Regions from separate parts of the Homo sapiens genome. Here region 1 is linked to region 2. A link is an interaction called in ENCODE POLR2A ChIA-PET data of the cell type or tissue named here. Cell type or tissue: GM12878. All regions are shown on one strand.

Region 1 (8,000 bases), 500 kb after region 2:
AGAATACTTGGGGCCAGAACACAAATAAATAAATAAATAAATTCTAAAGAACTGAAATTTAAAGAATGCTGAAAAAGGCACAGTGAAAAATTCCTAGGTTTGGAATGAATTATCGAAACATAAATCCTAACTCTTCTATTTACCTGCAATATAACTTAGGGTCAGTTACTTATAGTCATCCATAAAGCAGAAATATCAATAAAATCCACAGATTTTTTTAGGAGGGATTAAATCTAAATAAGATAAAATTAGAACATCATGCAAAAACATTTATACAGTTATTCATCAAATTTGTAAGGTATATTTGGGAATACACAAGTATATTCTATTTGATAAAATAGTAACTCACTCTGGAAAATACTATTACTCTATTTTTACTTCTTTGGCTCACTGCTACAACCACATCAAGAACAGTATCTAGCATGCACTGCAGTAGGTGGTCAGTAATGTTTGTTGAATGAATGAATGATGGAATGGGCAGCGATTCTTTAGAGGGGTTGAAGCTGGGGATTCAGAAGTCTCAGTGACTGCCAAGAGGAAAAAATATGTCATAAGTGTTAGGAGCCATAAGAAGAAAAAATAATGGTGGGCTCAAATTTCAGTCCCAAGTTGAAAGTCACAAGGACTGACACTTCACACTCTAGATATAATTTGCAATTGAGCAATCTAAACACAGTAAGCCAGTTAGAAGCCGCAAACATATGGTGCTTTACACTTTCTGACTTTGCAGAAAAAAACTCTGTAGGACAGCTTATAAGGAATACACGTGAAAGCTCCAATCACATATATGTCACTTTAACCCCATTACACTCACCAAAACTTGCTGTAAATTCATGAGACATAATATATTTTTTTTTTTTTTGAGATGGAGTTTCACTCTGTTGCCAGGCTGGAGTGCAGTGGCGCCATCTCGGCTCACTGCAACCTCCACCTCCTGGGTTCAAGAGATTCTCCTGCCTCAGCCTCCCGAGTAGCTGGGACTACAGGTGCATGCCACCACGCCCGGCTAATTTTTGTATTTATTAGAGATAAGGTTTCGCCATGTTGGCCAGGATGGTCTCGATCTCTTGACCTCGTGATCTGCCCATCTTGGCCTCCCAAAGTGTTGGGATTACAGGTGTGAGCCATCGTGCCTGGCCGAGACATTAATTTTAATATCTACCTCAACATATCATGATAAAGATAATCTGAGTATTGAAAAGTGTAGTTTGCTATTAAATTTATAGTAGTGAACTCCAAAATAAGGTATAGAAAGACAATTTTGGGAATTCACATTTTCTTAATCTAAAAAAAGAAATACACTAATCTTCAAGAATAATTAATATACACACTGCCTAGCGGCCCTTGGTCTGCATGTCAGTATTCATTTCTCACACCCCTTCTCAAGGTCTCCTGAGGGCAGAGTGGGAATCCAGGCACAGACTGGCAGTGACACCATCACTCCTTCCCTTTCCGGCTACACTGTTTAGTTTCAATGATACAAATCGTCTCAAAACAGAAAGTGGTCTAAATATATTCCTGCAAAGACAGTCAAAATAATATTACAAATAATATTATATTAGGTAATAGTACTAATGCAATCATAAGCAAATAAGAAAATGAAGAAAGAACACTTTAGATTCTCTTAGAATATATTTTTTGTTAGGTACTTTACAAGATATAAATACTGATAATCTAGTCCTATCTTATAAAAATCAGACCAAATAACTTGAAATTATTAGAAAACAGTATAAAATATGAATTTACATATTTACACCCCCTAAATATATAAAAAATAGATGTGTATTCTTCATTTGTACAGCAACATAAATTGTTTAGGTAAGACATTTATTCTTGAATACTTTATGATTATTTACCAACATTTTATATTACAAATTCGTTAAAGTTACTTCAATAACCAGAACACTCCACCAATTCTAAAATTAAAAACAAAATACAAGAAAGTAAAGTGAAAGTATGGAAAGCAATTCCCAGTGCCTAGGAAGAGACAGGATAGCATGGTGCATATAGGAGTGCTTACTGAAATCAAGACTGCCTGGGTTTCACTCTAGCTCTGTCACTAACTAGGCTAGGTGAACTGGGACAAAATGTGCCTCTGTTTCTTCTACTGTAATGTGAATAATAGAATAGCTCCTACTTCATGGTCTAAGAATTAAATTGGATAATCCACATAAAGTATTGAGCACAAACATCCTAGAAGAATCAAAGCAGATCGTTTCAATAAATACTTATCACAGTGTCTGACACACGGTAAATATTCAATAGATAACAGCTATTTTTTTTTTTTTTTCCTGAGACTGAGTCTTGCTCTGTCGCCCAGGCTGGAGTGCAGTAGTGCAATCTCTACTCACCGCAACCTCCCCGTCCTGGGTTCAAGCAATTCTCCTGCCTCAGTCTCCCGAGTTGCTAGGACTACAGGCGCGTGGCACCACACCCGGCTAATTTTTTGTATTTTTTAGTGGAGACTGGGTTTCACCGTGTTAGCCAGGATGGTCTCCATCTCCTGACCTCGTGATCCGCCCGCCTCGGCCTCCCAAAGTGCTGTGATTACAGGCATGAGCCACTGGGCCCAGCCAATATCAGCTATTATAATGAGCCAACAAACATTAATTGCAAATCTAGCCAACATCTCGCCTTTCCAAATTTTGGGACTTTTTGTTGAACTCTGATTTTGAAGGAAATTTTTAAAGTCTTTGCTAAATTAAAATCTATTTTTAGAAACACTATATGGTACATATAAAGATGCACACACTATATTCTTAAGTGAAAAAGGAGAGTTACAATAGAATATGCCCAGTAGATCAAAATGTTGTCTCTAAAAGTACATACGCACAGACCAAAAAATAAGAATAATTTTTAAATACAGGAACATATCATAAAGTAACCATCATTTACATGTGATTTCCCTTTTCTGTATCTCCTAAATTTAACACAATGAATGGGTGTTACTTTTATAATCAGGGAAAGTATCCTCAGAGTTTTTTGCTTGTTTTAATAATAAGATCAAATAAAATACTATGATTGTCAGCCAATCACACTGTCTCTTCCTTTTAGTTTGACAAGCTGACCAATGTATTTCGTAGGACTGCCATTTCTCACACAACAGAGGAACATAGGTGGAGCTACAGAAAATACGAAAATTAGGAAGACTTAAGAGGAGGGAAAGAACTGATAACACAAGCAGCAAATTGCAGAAGTTGGCAGAAATTGGAAAAAGAAACAGAAGCAGTGAGTAGCAAACAAGACTTCTGTTAAGGAAACCACCCTGAGCAGTCACCCAGAGCAGTGACTAAAAAAAAAAAAAAAAAAAAAAAAGACAAAAAAGAAAAAGAAAAATATCTACAGTCAGAAAAGCCGCCTATATCATTATCATTGACCTGGGAGATAAATCAGGTGACTTCTGCTCTTTCTCTCTAAAAAGAGTTTGTCCCTTGCAGGGATATCAACAAAAGAAATTTAGAAATTCAGCATCTATGTTCACTTGCTAATGCATATATACATGTGCTATGTGTGAGAATACGTGATAAGAGTACTTTAGCACAGGTTACACAGTCATGAAAACCTATGTGCTATATATTATCTAGCTCTACATCTGTCTTTTATAGGGAACAGCAAGTAGAGAAGATCTTTTAGAAATATTCCTATAACATAAAGTTAATACATGAAAGATTAAAATCAGAATATTTTCCTATCAAAAATGATAGATTTCTGTGAGTTATAGAGAGCCAAGATTTTCAGTAAAACAAAGTAATATCTCAATTACCCATAAAATGCAAATCTAGTCATATAGCTTTGAAAAGCCATGGTAAAGATTTTTAAAATAAGCATTTATTTCCAGTGATCAAAACGAACTTGTTTTAAAATTTGAATATTAAGAGTCTCTTTAAAATTATATTCCTATGCTAATGGGAGAAACAAAGTCCATGGGATTTTAGAATGGAAAGACATTAGAATATTAACTAGACATATGATGTGAATACCAATCTCCCTTTTTGGAGGATTGTTTTAAAAATCAAATGAGAATACAGATAACGTGCCTATCACAGTGCCTGCCAGAGTGTAAATGTTCAACATACGTTATGGTTGAAATTGTTAAGATCATATTAAAATGTTATTTCTCTGGTGATTGAGATCATTCCAGAAGGTAAGGCTTTCTGTTTTGCATGTTTTGTTACAGTCTCCATCCTTTTCTGTTGGGTACTTAATATTTACTTAGAGATGTTTAGTAGACAAAATTTCTTGACAAAAAGAAAATAGCATTCTCACATAATCTCAGAGTTGTCTCTGATGAATGTAAGTTCCCCTTTTGATTTTCACTATTTCTAGGACAAAGTTTTTGTTCTGTGTTCTCCAAAAGGTAAGTTTTTTTTTTTTGAGACGACTCTCGCTCTGTCGCCCAGACTGGGGTGCAGTGGTGTGATCTCGGCTCACTGCAAGCTCCGCCTCCTGGGTTCACACCACTCTCCTGCCTCAGCCTCCCGAGTAGCTGGGACTACAGGCACCTGGCTAATTTTCTGTATTTTTAGTAGAGATGGGGTTTCACTGTGTTAGCCAGGATGGTCTCGATCTCCTGACCTCGAGATCCGCCCACCTTGGCCTCCCAAAGTGCTGGGATTACAGGTGTGAGCCACCGTGTCCAGCCAAAGGTAAGTATTTTTTATGACCAACTTTAATTTGCTCAAAATGCAGCACTGAAAACTTAGTATGTCCAATTAGATAATACCTTCCTTCCAGAAGTTTTTTAAAAAGATTTTTAATATGTATAGCTATATTTTATTTAATTCTACAAATATGCTTTAAAGACACTTGGTATGGAAAAGTCTTTGTCTCATGGATAGTGGTGATGGAATGACTCAATTATCCTCAAATTTTCCTCCATATGTATAAATAGATCTAATACTACCTTCCAGAAAAGTAAGATTTATATTACTTTCTGAAGAAATAAAAGGCTAAAACAATCATGTAGACTTCATAACTGGCAATGAAATACTTTCCTATGAACTATGTATTAAAATAAGAAGGGAAAGATTTTAATAATTGTTAAAAGTGACAAGCAGGTTGCAAGAATTTGAGATTAATTCACAAAAGTAAACTGATTCAAAAAATAGGTTAGGTAGAGGCAAAACAAAACACAAAAGCAAAAAGAGGCTATAGTTGTTCCAGAAGAAAGTTCTAGATTGATTCATATAATTAGCAAATGTACAAATCAAAAAAGTGCCTTTTTTTTTTTTTTTTTGAGACGAAGTCTCGCTCTATTGCCCAGCCTGGCGCGTAGTGGTGCGATCTCAGCTCACTGCAACCTCTGCCTCCCAGGTTCAAGCAATTCTCCTGCCTCAGCCTCCTGAGTAGCTGGGACTACAGGCATGCGCCAACACGCCCGGCTAATTTTTTGTATTTTTTAGTAGAGACAGGGTTTCACCCTGTTAGCCAGAATAGTCTCCATCTCCTGACCTCATGATCCTCCTGCCCTGGCCTCCCAAAGTGCTGGGATTACAGGCGTGAGCCACCACCCCCGGCCAAAAAAGTGCCTTTTAAAAGTGATTGTGTGCTGCTCATATGGAAGGAAATTTGACAACATCTAATAAAACTACATATGCATTTACTCTTTGACCAGCAATCATTCTTCTAGGAATTTACTCTAAAGCTACATCTCCATAATAATTCCCATTTACAGAAGGTCGACTAAAGCAAGATCCAACCATACAACAGAGTACTATGCAGCCATTTAAGAAACTGGCCATAATAATAGTCAAAAAGATGCCTATGAACTAATGTAGAATGATTTCTGGAATATATTCTTAAGTAAACAAACAAAAATACAAGGTGCAAAGGAGTATATATACTACATTTTCTGTAAGTAAGAATATTAAATATATACAAGTTTGCTTATATATGCAAGAAGAAACATATAAAGAATGAGCCAGAATGAATAAATGTGGTTAGCTACATAGGTATGGTTGGAAGAGAGCAGAAGGAATAGGAATGAGAGCAAGATTTTGCAGTACAGGGGATACATGTTTATACATTTTTTGTGTGGTTTAAAAAAACAATTATTTATTTTTTATTTTTTTAATATATGGAGATGAGGGTCTCAGTTTGTTGCCCAGGCTGGTCTCGAACTCCTGGATTCAAGGGATCCTCCGGCCTCGGCCTCCCAAATTGCTAGGATTACAGGCATGAGCTACTATGCCTGGCCACATTTTTTTAAGTTTTGAATCATGCAAACCTTTTTTAGAATTTCAGAATAAGAATATAAAAAATCACATCCTAACACTGAATATCAACAGAAACAAATGTATCTAACTATATATATAACTCTAACTAGATACCCTTAATGGACTATAGTCTAAGTGCAAAAACAATGTCCAAAAAAAAAAAACAGTTGTACTAAGTAGTTTGCTGTTGGTAGCAGTATTAGTATTGTTATGCTGAAACTATTTTGTACGTATTGTTGGATAAAGTGAATAAGCAAGTATTGCTGAGAACCTGGGTTTTCACTGTGAGAGAGGGGAGATGCATATATAGAATGTGAGAAGTGATGAAGAACCTTGTAGTGGTGGACTTGAATTGGAGCTATGAGACTAAATTCGTGATTTTGAAAAAATATGATTTCCTAACACTATCCTTAGAAAAGTCCTAAAAATAACGATGCTCCGTTAAAAGTGAGCATGTCCAACACCCATATTTGGTTTCTAAATGCTATTCCCCACTTAAAAGAACCAGAACTTCTCAGAGAGATGGCTGATTACAGGTCTGGGGCAGGCAAGATAACAAGATGACCCTGGAAATTTTGGTGTGCATAAAGCAAGGGAGTCTTCAAACACCAATGACATTATATCAAAAGGACATAGGAAGTAGCTTGAAAGGGAACCACTGATAAGCTTGGGACAATTTGAGCATGAAAAAAAGACAGTGGCAGAAACTGATTAGAACTCATTAATTAAAACATAATGGGTTATTTTCCATTAATGCCATGTGTTAGATTAATTTAAAAAACATGAAATCCACAGAAATATTAAAAAGTGGGAAAGGGAAATCACTAGACGAAAAGTTAAGAAGATAATATTGGCCAGGAGCGGTGGCTCACACCTGTAATCCCAGCACTTTGGGAGGCCGAGGTGGGTGGATCACGAGGTCAGGAGATCAAGACATATTGGCCAACATGGTGAAACCCCATCTCTAGTAACATACAAAAAATTGCTGGGCATGGTGGCACGTGCCTGTAATCCCAGCTACTCAGGAGGCTGAGGCAGGGCAATCGCTTGAACCCAGGAGGCAGAGGTTGCAGTAAGCTGAGATCGCGCCACTGCACTCGAGCCTGGTGACAGAGCAAGACTCCAACAACAACAACAACAACAACAACAACAACAACAAAAGATAATAATCACATGGTCTGTAAATATCACTACACAGATTAATTAAAAAGGGAAAATGTTCCTTTACAATGAGGAGAGCTAGAAGACTACACCTTAAGCATGTTCAAATTTAGCAAAACCAGTAATAAAACCTGACTTTATTGCCACCTGATGTGATACAATAAATACACATCATCACCCACACCAAATACTTCAGCACAAAAAGGAATATCATAATACCTACAACTTTCAAATGGTTCAGTAAATGTGGCAAAATGCCAACAACTGGTGAGTAAAAGTGAAGAGTATAAGGATGTTAATTGTACTAGTTTTTCAACTTTTCTATAGATTTGGAATTTTGTAAAATAAGAGTTGGGGAAGAAAAAGTGTGTAGGATGATTTGAGGACAGAATTGACTGGGTGATAGTTATTAAAGATTCCACCGTTTTAATTTCACCATATAAAAATTATGCCACACTACTAAAACAACTAAACCTGATTAAATTTTTACCTTCAACTGAGACTACTAAATGTGACAATGCCACCCCAAAAGCGGAAGGCATAGTAATTAAGCCGAAGTTCTAGCAATAAATTTTAGTGGGTCTTAGTCACTCTGGTAAGAAATGTAATACATTAATCTACTTA
Region 2 (8,000 bases):
TCTTCTTGAAACTTCTGCAGTTCAACAATTTCTCTTTATCCACTGTCACTTCTCACATGGGTTGTCCCTATCACAGTTTCCTAATTGTTTTAATTTCCTATTGCTGCTATAACACATTACCACATATGTGGTGGCTTCAAACAATACAAATTTGTTATGCAGCTCTGTAGGTCTGACACGAATTTCACTGAGCCAAAACCAGGGTGTCAGCAGGGCCACGTTTCTTCTGGAGGCTCTAAGGAGGAATCCATTTCCTGTTTTTCTAGCTTTAGAGGCTACCCACATTCCTTAGTTCAGGGGTCCTCACCCCCCACCCACCTCCCCCCACCACCAACCCCCTACAGACCCGGTAAGGCCGGTAGGGCCTTTTAGGAACACTGCTGCACAGCAGGAGGTGAGCGGAGGGTGAGCGAGCATTACCGCCTGAGCTTTGCCTCCTATCAGATAAGCAGCAGCATTAAATTCTCATGGGAGCACGAACCCTATGGTGAACCGTGCCTGTGAGGGATCTAGGTTGCACACTGCTTATGAGAATCTAATGCCTGATCATCTCAGGTGGAGCAGTTTCATCCCGAAGCCATCCCCCTGCCATCTGTGGAAAAAGTGTCTTCTAGGAGACTGGTCCCTGGCGCCAAAAAGGTTGGGGGACTGCTGCCTTAGCTTGTGGCTCCCTTTATTCAGCATCATTTTATCTCTCTGAGTGTCATTTCTCTTTATCTTCCTCTGACTCTCCTCTTCTTCCCTCTTCCATTTTTAGAGTCTCTTATGATTAAATCGGGCCCATTTGGATAATTGAAACTAATTTGTTCATTTCGAGGTCAGTTGGTTAGCAACTTTAATTCCATCTCCAGCCTTTGTACCCTTTGCCATGTAATCTACATGTTCATAGGATCCAGGGATTAGCATGTGGATGTCTTTATGGGGGAGGCATTATTCTGTCTACCACCCTAGTCGTATGATAATATGATTTCCCTTCTTGCCCATGATCACGTCACTTGCCCACCGAAAATTCTTCAATGGCCCTTGTTGCCCTCAGGGTAGCATTCAGACTCATTCAGGCTCCTTAATGTGATACACAAAGGCCTTCCTTACCAGTCCTGTCTCATCTCTCCCAACTCCCCATGCCCAAAACACACAACAAGATTGTGTGTTTCACTTCCCCAAACTGAAAACCAGGCATTCACTCATCTCATTCATCTGCTTGTTTGCTCTTTTCCCAGCCTTTTATCTGACTCTACTACTCATCCATAAGTCAGACTTCAGATGTGACTTCCTTTGGGAAGCCTGAGTGTATCCCCAAATTTTGGCCTTTGCTACCGTTGCAAGCTATACCTATATCTAACATAGCACTTGCCATGCGATACTGTAATTATCTCTTTAATTACCATCCACCACCACCACCACCACCACCACCACGAGACTACAGGCAACTTAAGGGTCAGCCTCTCATTTGTTCACCCTTGTATCAGTTACTTATCAGAGTGGCTTGCACACAATAAAAACACAAACTTTCTATTTTTTAAAGCAACCCTATTAACTGAGAAGCACAAACTTTTGCTTAAAGATATATCCCTTAATATTTATGTGTCTCTTTTTCCAAGACAGACTTATAGAGGATGTAGAGTCATATAAATCTAAGGACTGAAAAGTAAATGTACCTTTAATCCTCCAAATGGATTTCATTTAATTAATGAATTAATTTACTGAGGCAAGGTCCCACTCTGTCACCCAGGCTAGAATGCAGTGACAAAATCATGGCTCACTGCAGCCTCCACCTCCTGGGCTCCAGTGATCCTCTTGCTTCACCCTCCCGAGTAGCTGGGACCACAGGTGTGTGACACCATGCCCATCTAATTTTTAAAACAATTTTTTTGTACAGAAGAGGTCTCGCTATGTTGTCCAGACTGGTCTTGAACTCCTGGGCTCAAGCGATCCTCCCATCTTGGCCTCCGCCTATGCTGGAATTATAGGTGAGCTACTGAACTCGGCCCTTATCTGGCTTCTTATATCAAGACTGTGCACAGGTCACTATTTTTGCAAGAATTTCTATACCACTTCCTCTGAAAATGTTGGTAATTTAAAAAAGAAACAGCCAGACATGGTGGCTCACACCTGTAATTCCAACACTTTGGGAGATGGAGGTCGGCCAATTGCTTGAGCCCAGGAGTTCAAGACCAGTCTGGGCAACATGATGAAACTGTGTCTCTACAAAAAATTCAAAAATTAGCCAGGCATGGTGGTGCATGCCTGTGGTCCCAGCTACTCAGGAGGCTGAGGTGGGAGGATCACTTGAGTTTGGGAGGTCGAGGCTGCAGTGAGCCAAGAGATAGTGACACTGTATACTCCAGCCTGGGCAACAGAGCTAGACCCTATCTCAAAAAAACAAAAATAAAAATAGGTTGGATAATGTAAGAGTTAAGAACAGAGACTCTAGAGCCAGCCTGGGATCCTGGCTCTGCCATATTTTATGTAACCATCTCAGTTTTCTTCATTTGTGAAATAGACACAGTAATATCCACCTCAGAGGGTTACTGTAGAATTAAATGAGTTCCATTTAGAGCATTTAAATGGTGCCTGGCACATTTTAAATAATACCGCTTCATGTGGTTAGGGTGGGAAGGAAGATTGTAAAACATAAATGCTTAGAGAAAGCAACTGTCGTTGTAATTAAAATGAAACTTGGGTGTGATGAAATCATTGGAGGCTGTAGGTGAGATCATCTATGAGAAAGAAAAAGCCAAGCATGATGGGTCGCTAACCACCGGGCACTGCCAGAAGCATTTCTCATGAAACATTAGGAAGTTTCCAAATCTTCTCTAAAGACGTGTGCTTGAAAAAACAAAACAAAAAAAGAATGACAACAACAACAAAAAGATATGTGCTGGAAAGAAGAGATGGGATTCTATGAAGAATGTGAAAGTGGCTTATTGTATGAAATACAAAATATAATCCAAGCTTTACCTAGAAATAGTACAAGAAAAATTCAGAAATCCCTGCAAGCTATTCTTGTTTTGACAATTCATTTCTTGCCTTCCCTAATATTTAGAATTTTGCTGCATTGTTGCCATCAAATATTTTTTAAGAAATAAAGGTAAGCAGTATTTGCTAAGACAGAACACGTGTGTCTTGATTTTAGAAGATGTACTTGATTATTTTCATAAATGTCAGGTGTGAAATGGGTCACCTTATTAATTAAAGCCTTAGGCAAAATTTGAAATTTGATCTTATGTGATGACATTTTAAAATGGATGTATTAATTTCAACCAGTTTAACAAATGAGCCTTTTTAAAAAAATTTACGTGGTAACTTATTGTTAATTCATTTCCATGTTGACAGTTTTCCTTAAATTGAAGTGTAATCACCCACAAATACTTTTGAAGTTTGCCATATTCATGTGGATATTTATGCCACTTTTTTCTAATTCCTTTGGACTAGGAGTTATGTTCTGAAAAGTCAATTTCTGCTGTGCCAGTAGAGTTGCAAACGACCTAAAATGGCTACCTACCACACCTGTTTTTCTTCATCTTACTACTCTGTGAGTGAATGAGCTTGCCTGGAAGCAAGATTGAGAAGTTAGCAATTTGTCTACAGTTTTTCTTCTTTCCCTTTGTACCACACTACCCTCAAGAATCTAGACAACCGTGTTTTCTCTTTTCTTAGAACTTCCTCTTTAGAAAAAACCTAAGGAAAATATATTCTCACGGAGGTATAAATAGGTAATACAACTGTAGCAATTTCCCTCCAAGTTCTTCCGGTTTCAAGGCCCAGGGATGAAATGCTAACTGTGTAATTGTAGGAATTGGCAAGTACACTAAAAATACAAAAAATTAGCCGGGCATGGTGGTGGGCAGCTGTAGTCCCAGCTACTCAGGCGGCTGAGGTGGGAAAATGGCATGAACCCGGGAGGCGGAGCTTGCAGTGAGCCGAGATCCCACCACTGCACTCCAGCCTGGGCGACAGAGATGGACTCCTCCTCCAAAAAAAAAAAAAAAAGAAAAGAAAAAAATTGGTTTAGGGTGAGAAGTCTTCATGGCACTATGACGTGGGCAAATGTGTGGTCAACGTGTTAGTCTGGCTCTGGCTCTGAGTTTTTTGCTTTTGTTCATTCTTCTGAGTAGGTCTTTCTCTTTCTCTTGAGCCTGGTCTCATCTGTATTTTCGAAAGGACTTGCCATGGTCAATCAGAGGCTTTAAGCTTCTCTGTTATTGTCTGTCTTCCAGGAGAGATGCCTAATGCTAACACCTTTTATTTGTATTGCCATGGCAATACAAACCCTTAAACTAAGGGTTCTGGTTATTCTTAGGTTAGGATCATGTAGGCAGATCATAAAAAAGTTAATTTTTCTCCCCTGGGTGAGAAGTTGCTTAAATTTTTGTGTCAATTGTTTCATTTCTCCAATCTATTTTTGTCTCTGCAAATAGCCTGAAACTCGGTTTTATTGCACAAGCCTACCAATTCAGAATGATCTCAGGCGCATCAGACAAGTTTGTCCCTCACCAGAGTTGTATTGGTTTATTTCTCCCTGCCTTCGTGTGCCCATCTCAAAATGGTGGGGTCTGTGGAAGAGGATGGCCTTCCCAGATATGCAATTTTTGCTCTTTAGAAAGGAGTTTAAAAAAAAAAAAAATCCCAGCTACTGTGGGTGGGGAAGGCGAAGGAGGTGGGAGGTGGAAGGATTTTGCTTGAGCCTGGGAGGTTGAGTCTGCAGTGAGCTGTGATTGCACCACTGCACTCCAGCCTGGGAGACAGAATGAGACCCCGTCTCAAAAAAAATGTTTTTTTTTTTTTATTTAGAAAGGAGTATAAGGGGAGCTGTGCTCCTCTAGTGAGAACTCCCATGGACTTCTAAAGGCCCATTTATCCTACCTTAGTCTTTAGAGCTTGCCAAAAATGAGATGGTAGAGCCATAATTTCTCAGGGATCAGAAAAAGACTACCGCATGGGTCCAACTTCCCCATTCTGACAGTGTGTTTGCCGTGTTAGATGTTACACAGTGCCACAGGTCTCGAATAATGGAAATAATTTGTATCCTTTAAATATCTCTGGCATCAGTTTTAGAGCTGGAGCTTCAATCCCCAGGCTGAAATAGTCTCTAAAAATGAATAGTAGCTATTAAGTTTGAGGCCTCAGTTTGGAATTTTACCTACATATTGCTGACATCTTCCTTTCCCAAATCTCTTTTTTTTTGAGACAGAGTCTTGCCATGTCACCCAGGCTGGAAAGCAGGGGCATGATCTCGGCTCACTGCAACCTCCATCTCCCAGGATCAAGCGATTCTCCTGCTTCAGCCTCCCAAGTAGCTAGGATTGCAGGCGCTTGCCATCACATCCAGCTAATTTTTGTATTTTTAGTAGAGATGGGTTTTCATCATGTTGGCCAGGCTGGTCTTGAACTCCTGACCTCAAGTGATCCACCCGCTTTGGCCTCCCAAAGTGCTGGGATTACAGGTGTGAGCCACTGCCCATGGCCCCCTTTTCCAAATCTTAACACCTGTTCTGGTACTTAATATCCCCACACCCCACCACATTGGTACAGCAATATAATTTAGTCTTCCTTGTACTCCTAATGACTTCATCAATGAAAAGAGTCAAATTCTGTAACTTATTTGAAGATATTTTTTTCTGAGCCAAACATGAGTGACCAATGGCCTGTCACACAACCCCAGGAAATCCTTAGAATGTGTGCCCAAGGTGGTAGTTAAGCAACAGCTTGGTTTTATACATTTTAGGGAGATATAAGACACAATACATGTACGATGTACATTGGTTTGGTCCAGAAAAGTGGGACAACTGGAAGCAGGGGCTGGTTCCAGGTCTTAGGTGGATTCGAAGATTTTCTGATTGGCAGTTGGTTGAAATAGTTTATCTACAGACCTGGAATCAATATGAGGGAGTGTCTGGGTTAAGATAAGGGGCTATGTAGAACTTGGGGATAAGTAGTCAGAAAAGAAATAAAATTTAGCCTAGGCGTGGTGGCTAACACTTGTAATACCAGCACTTTGGGACGCCGAGGCGGGTGAATCACTTGAGGTCAGGAGTTTGAAAACAGCCTGGCCAACATGGAGAAAACCCGTCTCTCCCCCAAAATACAAAAACTAGCTGGGCGTGGTGGTAGGTGCCTGTAATCCCAGCTACTCGGGAGGCTGAGGCAGGAGAATCGCCTGAGCCTGGGAGGCAGAGGTTGCAGTGAGCCGAGATCTCGCCACTGCACTCCAGCCTGGGCAACAGAGTGAGACTCATCTTAAAAAAAAAAAAAAAAAGAAAGAAAATTTTAAAAAAAAGATAAGGGGTTATGGAGACCAAGGTTCTTATTATGCCGATGAAGCCTCCACCTAGCAGGCTTCAGAGAGAATAAATTGTGTTTCTTACCAGACTTTAAAAGACGCCAGACTCAGTTAATTCTCTCCTGGATCAGGGAAGAGACTTGGAAAGGGAAGGGGATTCTCTACAGCAGGGGTCCCCCAGCCACTAGACTGGTTCGGGTGCATGGCCTGTTAGGAACGGGGCCACACAGCAGGAGGTGAGTGTCAGGCAGTGAGCATTACTGCCTGAGTTCCACCTCCTGTCAGATCAATGGTGGCATTAGATTCTCATAGGAGCACAAACCCTATTGTGAACTGTGTATGTGAGGGATCTAGGTTGTGCAGTCCTTATGAGAATCTAACTAATGCCTGATAATCTGAGGTGGAACAGTTTCATCCCAAAACCATCCCCACCCACCCCCATCTGTGGAAAAATTGTCTTCCAGGAAACCAGTCTCTGGTGCCAAAAAAAGTTGGGGACTGCTGCTCTATAGAATGTAGATGTTTCCCACAAGAGACAGTTTTGCAAGGCCATTTCAAAACATGTCAAAGAAATATATTTTGGAGAAAAATACTTAGAATTCTTTCAGAGCCTGCTATCTGTCATGTTGGTATCATTGCTACAAAAAGTCTCTTTCATCAGTCTTAAGGTCTGTTTTAATGTTAATACTGGTCATCTGTGCCTGAATTTTTTTTTTTTTTTTTGAGACAGAGTCTTCTTCTGTCACCCAGGCTGGAGTGCAATGGCACAATCTCAACTCACTGCAACCTCTGCCTCCTGGGTTCAAGCGAGTCTCCCTGCCTTAGCCTCCCGAGTAGCTGGGATTACAGGTGCCCGCCACCATGCCTGGCTAATTTTTGTTATTTTTAGTAGAGATGGGATTTTGCCATGTTGGCCAGCTGGTCTCGAACTCCTGACCTCAGGTGATCCACCCGCCTTGGCCTCCATAAGTGCTGGGATTACAAGCGTGAGCCACCACACTCGGCCTGTGCCTGAATTTTAAAGTGAGGAGAATATAATGAGGCATGTTTAACCATCCATTCCCATCATGCCTGGTACTAGTGTTTCAGGTTAACTTTGGAATGCCCTTGGCAAAGAAGAAGTGACCATTCAGTTAGTTGGGAGGCTTAAAATTTTATTTTTGGTTCACAGCCTCTCTAGGCATAGCTTTGTCTAAAGTAAACTTTTAGGCCATGTAAAAGTAACAGTTTAAACTGGAGATGAATTTAGGAAGGGGTCTTTATCATTGGTTATTACTAATCTTGAATCACGGAAAGAACAAGTGAGTTTGAAAGGCCTGATTTCTTAGAATTAGTCGTGTTCTTTTTTTTGTTTGTTTTGTTTTTTTGAGACGGAGTTTTGCTCTTGTTGCCCAGGCTGGAGTGCAATGGCATGATCTCGGCTCACCGCAACCTCCACCTCCCAGGTTCAAGCGATTCTCCTGCCTCAGCCTTCCCAAGTAGCTGGGATAATAGGCATGTGCCACCAAGCCTGGCTAATTTTGTATTTTTAGTAGAGATGGGGTTTCTCCGTGTGGGACAGGCTGGTCTCAAACTCCGGACCTCAGGTGATCCGCCCACCTCAGCCTCCCGAAGTGCTGGGATTACAGGCGTGAGCCACCACGCCTGGCAGAATTAGTCATGTTCTTTATAGATTTCATTAAAGACTCTTAATTTTGTTGTGTATGATGACTATTTT

The links. ChIA-PET counts read pairs that join two places held together with the same protein. Peaks named below come from ENCODE experiments on the same cell type or tissue, not always from the same donor. Only the 100,000 strongest peaks of a DNase experiment are listed, where the experiment ranks them.
Region 1: POLR2A ChIA-PET joins it to region 2 with 5 read pairs; 4 of 35 experiments call an interaction of 5 or more read pairs at or near these places.

What each region holds. Positions count from the first base shown.
Region 1 is chr2:196,146,889-196,154,888 of GRCh38, forward strand. All of the region lies in intron 3 of STK17B (serine/threonine kinase 17b), which reads right to left. Among named protein-coding and RNA genes, the nearest start is that of STK17B, 21 kb to the right of the region's middle. In GM12878, no CTCF peak of the experiment used is centred here; DNase peaks (open chromatin) are centred at 3,209 and 4,318; H3K4me3 peaks cover 231 bases; H3K27ac peaks cover 2,377 bases.
Region 2 is chr2:195,646,306-195,654,305 of GRCh38, forward strand. It overlaps a transcript of SLC39A10 not described here. Among named protein-coding and RNA genes, the nearest start is that of SLC39A10, 6.9 kb to the right of the region's middle. RefSeq lists an enhancer at 3,978-4,057. In GM12878, no CTCF peak of the experiment used is centred here; DNase peaks (open chromatin) are centred at 3,634 and 4,106; H3K4me3 peaks cover 1,379 bases; H3K27ac peaks cover 2,512 bases.